2 separate regions of the Homo sapiens genome follow, and region 1 is linked to region 2. A link is a contact called in ENCODE POLR2A ChIA-PET data. All regions are on one chromosome and are shown on one strand. The core of a region is the stretch at or near the end of the contact, and the rest is flanking DNA. Distances in the headings are between cores, read along the strand shown. Region 1 overlaps IRAG1 (inositol 1,4,5-triphosphate receptor associated 1). Region 2 has its middle 10 kb from the start of AMPD3.

Region 1 (2,970 bases), core at 332-2,831, 140 kb before region 2:
GCTCCCAAGACTCCACCTGCTCCTAGGTTTCCTCTTACCTCTCTGGCTGCTACTTCTCAGCCTTCTCTGAAGATGCCTTCTTTTCCACCTGAGACAAGTGTGGAGTTCCTCATGACTTGGTCCTGGGTCCTCCTCTTGTCTTTCTTCATATTATCTCCCTAAGCAATCTTGTCTATCCCCGTGGCTTTAAATAACATTTATGTTCTGATGACACCAAATGAATATCTCCAGCTAAAACTTCCCTGACTCACTTTGGTGAATTCAACTGTCTACTTGACATCTCCCTTTGGATACCTCACAGGCATTGCAAATGTCTCTTGTCCAAAAGTTAACTCCTGCCACACTGCCTCTTTTTAAGTTCTCAAACAACTCAGCACCTTTTGTGTCTCAGAGTCTTTACATAACCCGCATTCTCTTCCTGGAATGATCTCTCCTCTGCTTTTTTACTGAGTTTTGCTTTGTCATCCAGGCTGGAGTGCAGTGGTGCGATCTCAGCTCACTGCAACCTCTGCCTCCAGGCTCAAGCGATTCTCTTGCCTCAGCCTCCTGAGTACCTGGGATTACAGGTGTGTGCCACCACACCTGGCTAATTTTTGTATTTTTAGTAGAGATGGGGTTTCACCATGTTGGCCAGGCTGGTCTCGAACTCCTGATCTCAGGTGATCCGCCCGCCTTGGCCTCCCAAAGTGCTGGGATTACAAGCATGAGCCACCACACCCAACCCTCTCCTCTGCTATTAATACATCTGACTTCTCATCCTTCAGGCCTGTGCTTCAACTTCAGCACCTCAGAGAGGCCTTTTCTAACTATTCACTCTAAACACATTCTCTCCTTGTTATTTTCTGTCACTGTACAGAATTTCTTTCATAAAAGTTATTATTTGTAATTAATCACATATTTTTTCTTTCCTTTTTTGGGGCTTTTCCTTCTGCTAAGTTCCATGTTGGTAAAAACCATTTCTTTATTTTCTAATGTGCCCCCAGCACATTACAATGTGCCTGTGGCTTAGTCATGCTGAGTGGATATTTGAAAAGATGAGTGGGGGTCTTCAGGTGAAAGATAGACAACAGGAATGGAATGACCTTAAACGTGCTGGTCTGCCCCCATTTTCCTCATCTCAGCGCTGTAGATCACCCATTACAGCATCTCCTGGAATAAGAATAAACGCCAGTTTGGGAGCATGAGGAGAAGGGGAGCTGGTGAGGTATTTAATGGGCTGGGGAAAATTCATGGACTAGGACCTTTATAAAATCTTGTCTCAGGGTAGAAGGATTGGGAAAAAATCTGAAAGTTACTGAAAAAGCCTGAGTTTCCTCACTCCTAATCAGGAATCGGGCCAAAAACATGGTTTTGTTTTTAGGCCTCCACCTTTTTCTGAAATGATGCCCTGTACTTCCCTCTTCTCACTAGTGGAAAGACAAATGGGGACCCAGATTGTGAAGCCTCTGCTCCTGCGCTGACCCTGAGCTGCCTGGAGGAGCTTAGTCAGGAGACCAAGGCCAGGATGGAGGAAGAAGCCTACAGCAAGGGGTGAGTCAGACCTCAGCCACCCCAAGGGCACCTGGCAGTTCTCAGAAGATGCCTTCCCATGGGTCTTTCTTGTTTCTTAGAGGCTTTAGGGAAGTAACCAGTGGCCGCAGGACCTCCTTGCCACAGGAAGGAACTACATAGGAAAGAGCAAGACTGTTCCACAGGAAGGACAGGAGGAAGCAGGGTCAGAGGGTGTGGTTAGACAATAACAAGACTGCCCTCTTTTTAGGCAGAGAGCCACCAGAATGCCACCGCTCAGAATAGTCTGGAAATCAGGGGTCCTGGATGGGTTCCTCTTGGTGGTGCCTGAGGCTTCCTGACACGTGCTCAAAGCAGTCATGTTGCTGCCAGCAGTGCCCAGGAGCAGCTGCAGCTCTGCTCCCTAGAACTGCTTTGGTCACTCCTTCCTCCTATAAATGGAGTCTCTTCAACTTCGAACTGCCTCCTCCTCCATTTGAGCTTCAATAGCACCCATGGCCAGTTGTCAGCACTGGAGAGACCAAGTCCTGAGCAGGTACCAAGCCTCAAGGTAGAGAATCACCTCCAACCATGTATGGTGCCCTATGCGTCTCCTGTCTCCATAGCTCATGAGGAAGACATAGCTTCCCACTGGCACAGAACCCATGGGCTTCAGTGGTGGGTTTGCCCAGCCAAACTGCTAGTGTTAGACACTCAGCATAGGACAAGTGAACAGAGTATGTTTGGGGTAATATTGACCCTGGGGGAGAAAAACCACAAGGGTTTCTCTTTGAAAGCGTGCCTTTCTCACCCACCACTGTGCTCTATCCTTGGAATTTATGGGCATGAACTCCTTCATTGGTTTCGTAAACATTTACTGAGTACCTCTCTAGATCAAGCCATGTGCCTGGCACTTGCAAAAATCATTCCAACGCCCTGTGAAATGAGTGTCACCCTCTCTCTTTTACAGATGAGAGGCTGAAGCTCCACGGTCACATGGAGAACAAATACAATCTTAGCCCTACGGAATGTTTTGTGGGTTAAGAACCCAGTCAGGAGACCCTGCACCACATTTTTTCCCTGTCAGTTTTGTCACACTTTCACATAAACAGGAAGGATGACTGAGGAGTGAGGGGAAATGGTACTGGCGTGAGCTGCCTTAGGATTCAGTGGAGCTTCCCAGCTTTTTCCTGTTTTGTGGAACCATAGGAAGCACATAATTATTGGAGGTGCTGCTCAAGTCCCCTCCCCTAGGAACTCAGGAAAGGATGCACTGCATCTGCCCTTTCCAGACTCAACTGTTCCTTTTTGCCCCCCAGATTCCAAGAAGGTCTAAAGAAGACCAAAGAACTTCAAGACCTGAAGGAGGAGGAGGAAGAACAGAAGAGTGAGAGTCCTGAGGAACCTGAAGAGGTAGAAGAAACTGAGGAAGAGGAAAAGGGCCCAAGAAGCAGGTGGGAAGCCTGTGTTTGGAGTCCTTGC
Region 2 (2,700 bases), core at 103-2,602:
CATCCCCCATGTTGTAGAACCTCCTCTCTTCCCTGACTTGCCTCTGATATGATGCATGACATGGACACCCAATGCATGAGTTGAGTGAGGGTAAAATGTATAATAGTAAACATTGGTGAAGGTTAGCTTTTTAGTTTTAGACTAAAAAAAAAGTAAAAATAAAAGTTTTAATTTTTCTTTTACATTTCAATGGAACATTCTACACCTCCTGTGAAGACCACTGATTTAATCTAACCCTTCCATTGCCTCAGTTCAACAAGAATACCACCTAACTAGTCTTCTGCCAATACAACCACCCCCCCGACCCCTCACCCCCTCTAGCTCTCACCCCCACTGTCACCCTCACCCCACCCCAAGGAATACCACCAGTCTCTCCTCCAGCTTCACACCAGGGACAGACATCCTGTGCTGTCAGCTCCTCTCCTCCAATCGGCCTGATGCTCCACTCATTCAGACCTTTGAACACCTAGGAAAGCACTTGGACCAGAGCTTCAGGTTACCTCCAACAATACTCTGACTCCTAATGCACTGGGGGATGGGGTTATTTGAGCGTTTTTGGAAGCCAATATCTGTTTGGGGTCTCTGTTCCCATGCCCTGACTTATGCTCCCTTCTGAATAATGGTTGCACAATGCATACATGTATACAAGATGGGCATGGCAGCCTCCGAAAACCCAGTTTCTCTACGACCTTTACAGTCTTCTCTGCTACAGAGGTCCAAATCTCCCCACAGGAGGCAATAAGAGAAGGACTCTGCTTCTGAGAGCACATTAGCAAAGCCTCATCAGATATAGCCAGTTTTCAAACCAAAGTGCCCTGGGGCCTTCTGCTAATTGAGTGGACAGAAATCATGGCATATGGCCTGACACTAGGATAGAAATAGGTACCTCAGAAGTACATGATGGCTGAAAGAAGAATAACCAGGGACATTTTCAGGGCACCACGTGTGGAAGGGCATTGCAGCCTACCCTGATGCTGTGGCATAATGAGAGTATAAGCCTTTCCCCCACCACCCCTCCACTCCAGTTTGAGCCTAATTCCTTCCCAGGATTTTAATCTGTGTAGTCAATCAGACCTAAGCAAACTGGAGTCTGACAATTGGCACAGCAGTCTCCTTACTGTTAAGATCTGGTTCCTTTTTTCTGAAATGGGTTTCTAGAAAGAAGAGAACCAAATCTGAGCACTTTGAAAATTAGTGCATGTGACAGCTAGGCCTCATCACAGAGTGCGTGCACTCAGGATTATGGCAGGAAGTGGGGAGGGGGGGTGTCCTGGGCACCAGGTCAGGAGACAACAAGAAGAGGGCTCAGGAGTAGGACTGGGCTGAGTCTGTTTCGGGGAACCTTGGGTCCTTGAGCTTAGAGTCCCTAACTCGTCACCAGACTGGAGTGAAAGAGAGTCATGAGTGGGAATCTGAAGCTTGGGGCCTACCACATGTGACCACAAAACCCTCCCTCCATTATCTAAGTGCATGGCAGGGGGCTGGTGCTCCCCAGGCATGGCTGTCTGCTGATAGGGACACAGTTTCTGAATCAAACTGAAGTCTGAAAATTAGCAGTCCTTTACTCCATCTAAGAATGACCTGTCGTCTCTACCTTCTTGCCAGGACTCTGTACAAGATCATCCTCAGCTACACAAGTAGAGTTTATTGCTCCAGGTCACCACTATCTTGTTTCCATGTTTGTGTATCTTTCATAGTCTCCAAAATGCCACCAGCAGCCTCAACATTACATTATTCTGGTGAGACTCTGCAGCTGAACATCCATAGATGAGAGTCACAGCTTCAAATAGAATTTCCCAAATTCTCTGCCCTCAATCTGCTTCAACTCTTCTGCCTTATCATCTGAAATTCAGACTTCAAATTCTAGGCTGACCATAGCCGTCTAAAATTTTTGGAAGCAGGGAGAGGGAGGTGAGTAGAGTGGAACTCAGGTGAGGCTATGACCTCTGTCTCCCAGAGATGCAGTCTCCCCCATTGCTGCCCACCTGCCCACCACACACACATTCCCCTTAGGCCATACTCTTTCCCAGGAGTCCTCCCTGGCTGTAGCTTCTAGTTTTCCTAGTCTCAAGCTACCTTCGTCCTGGTGCCTTGTTCAGAACTGCTCACCCAACCATTCAATGGGCAATAGGGTCAAAAGCTGAATCTGGAGTGAGGGTCTGTAGCCTTCCTGTCCCACGGTGTTTGCTTCCCAGTTGAATGTCAGACTCCAGGGGCTGGCCACCATCAGCCTTCGACAGTACCATCAACACTCAATACATCCACAGATCTGTGCATTCTACCAGGGACATCTGGAGGAAGGGGTGGCTAAAATTATACCAGAGAAAAGCATGGGGATTTTTCAAGTTCCTGAATTCCTGTTATTTAAAAAGAAGCCGAACTATGACCTCACTGGGGCTATAACATCTCTGGGTCAGGAAAGAGGGCTCTATTTAAGAATTTAATTTGGTAGAAGCCTAAACCTCAGCATTACGCAATATGCCTATGTAACACACCTGCACATGTACCCCCTGAATCTAAAACAAAAATAACAAAAATTTTTAAAAAATTTTTAAACATTTTTTAAAGAATTTAATTTGGGAAATCAAAAAATTGTGATGATTGTATGACATTGTGAATGCAATTAATGCTGCTGAATTGCACATGCAAAATGGTTAAAATGGCAACTTATATATATATTTTTACCACAGTAAAAAATTA

The links. ChIA-PET counts read pairs that join two places held with the same protein, here RNA polymerase II (POLR2A).
Region 1: POLR2A ChIA-PET joins it to region 2 with 11 read pairs in Panc1. The contact joins two enhancer-like sites. POLR2A ChIA-PET finds 5 or more read pairs at or near these places in 4 of 52 experiments (AG04450, MCF 10A, Panc1 and 1 more).

The regions. Positions count from the first base shown.
Region 1 is chr11:10,580,427-10,583,396 of GRCh38, reverse strand. IRAG1 (inositol 1,4,5-triphosphate receptor associated 1) reads left to right here. Exons shown (of 21, transcript NM_130385.4): 19 at 1,411-1,530; 20 at 2,808-2,942. The region is part of intron 1 of IRAG1-AS1 (IRAG1 antisense RNA 1); the gene reads right to left. Among named protein-coding and RNA genes, the nearest start is that of LYVE1, 13 kb to the right of the region's middle. Within about 2 kb of position 1,581, at least 19 of the 41 ENCODE cell types and tissues checked have a DNase peak (open chromatin) inside an H3K27ac peak, as active enhancers do.
Region 2 is chr11:10,443,688-10,446,387 of GRCh38, reverse strand. No RefSeq gene overlaps it. Among named protein-coding and RNA genes, the nearest start is that of AMPD3, 10 kb to the left of the region's middle. RefSeq lists enhancers at 1,081-1,140, 1,161-1,440. Within about 2 kb of position 1,352, at least 2 of the 41 ENCODE cell types and tissues checked have a DNase peak (open chromatin) inside an H3K27ac peak, as active enhancers do.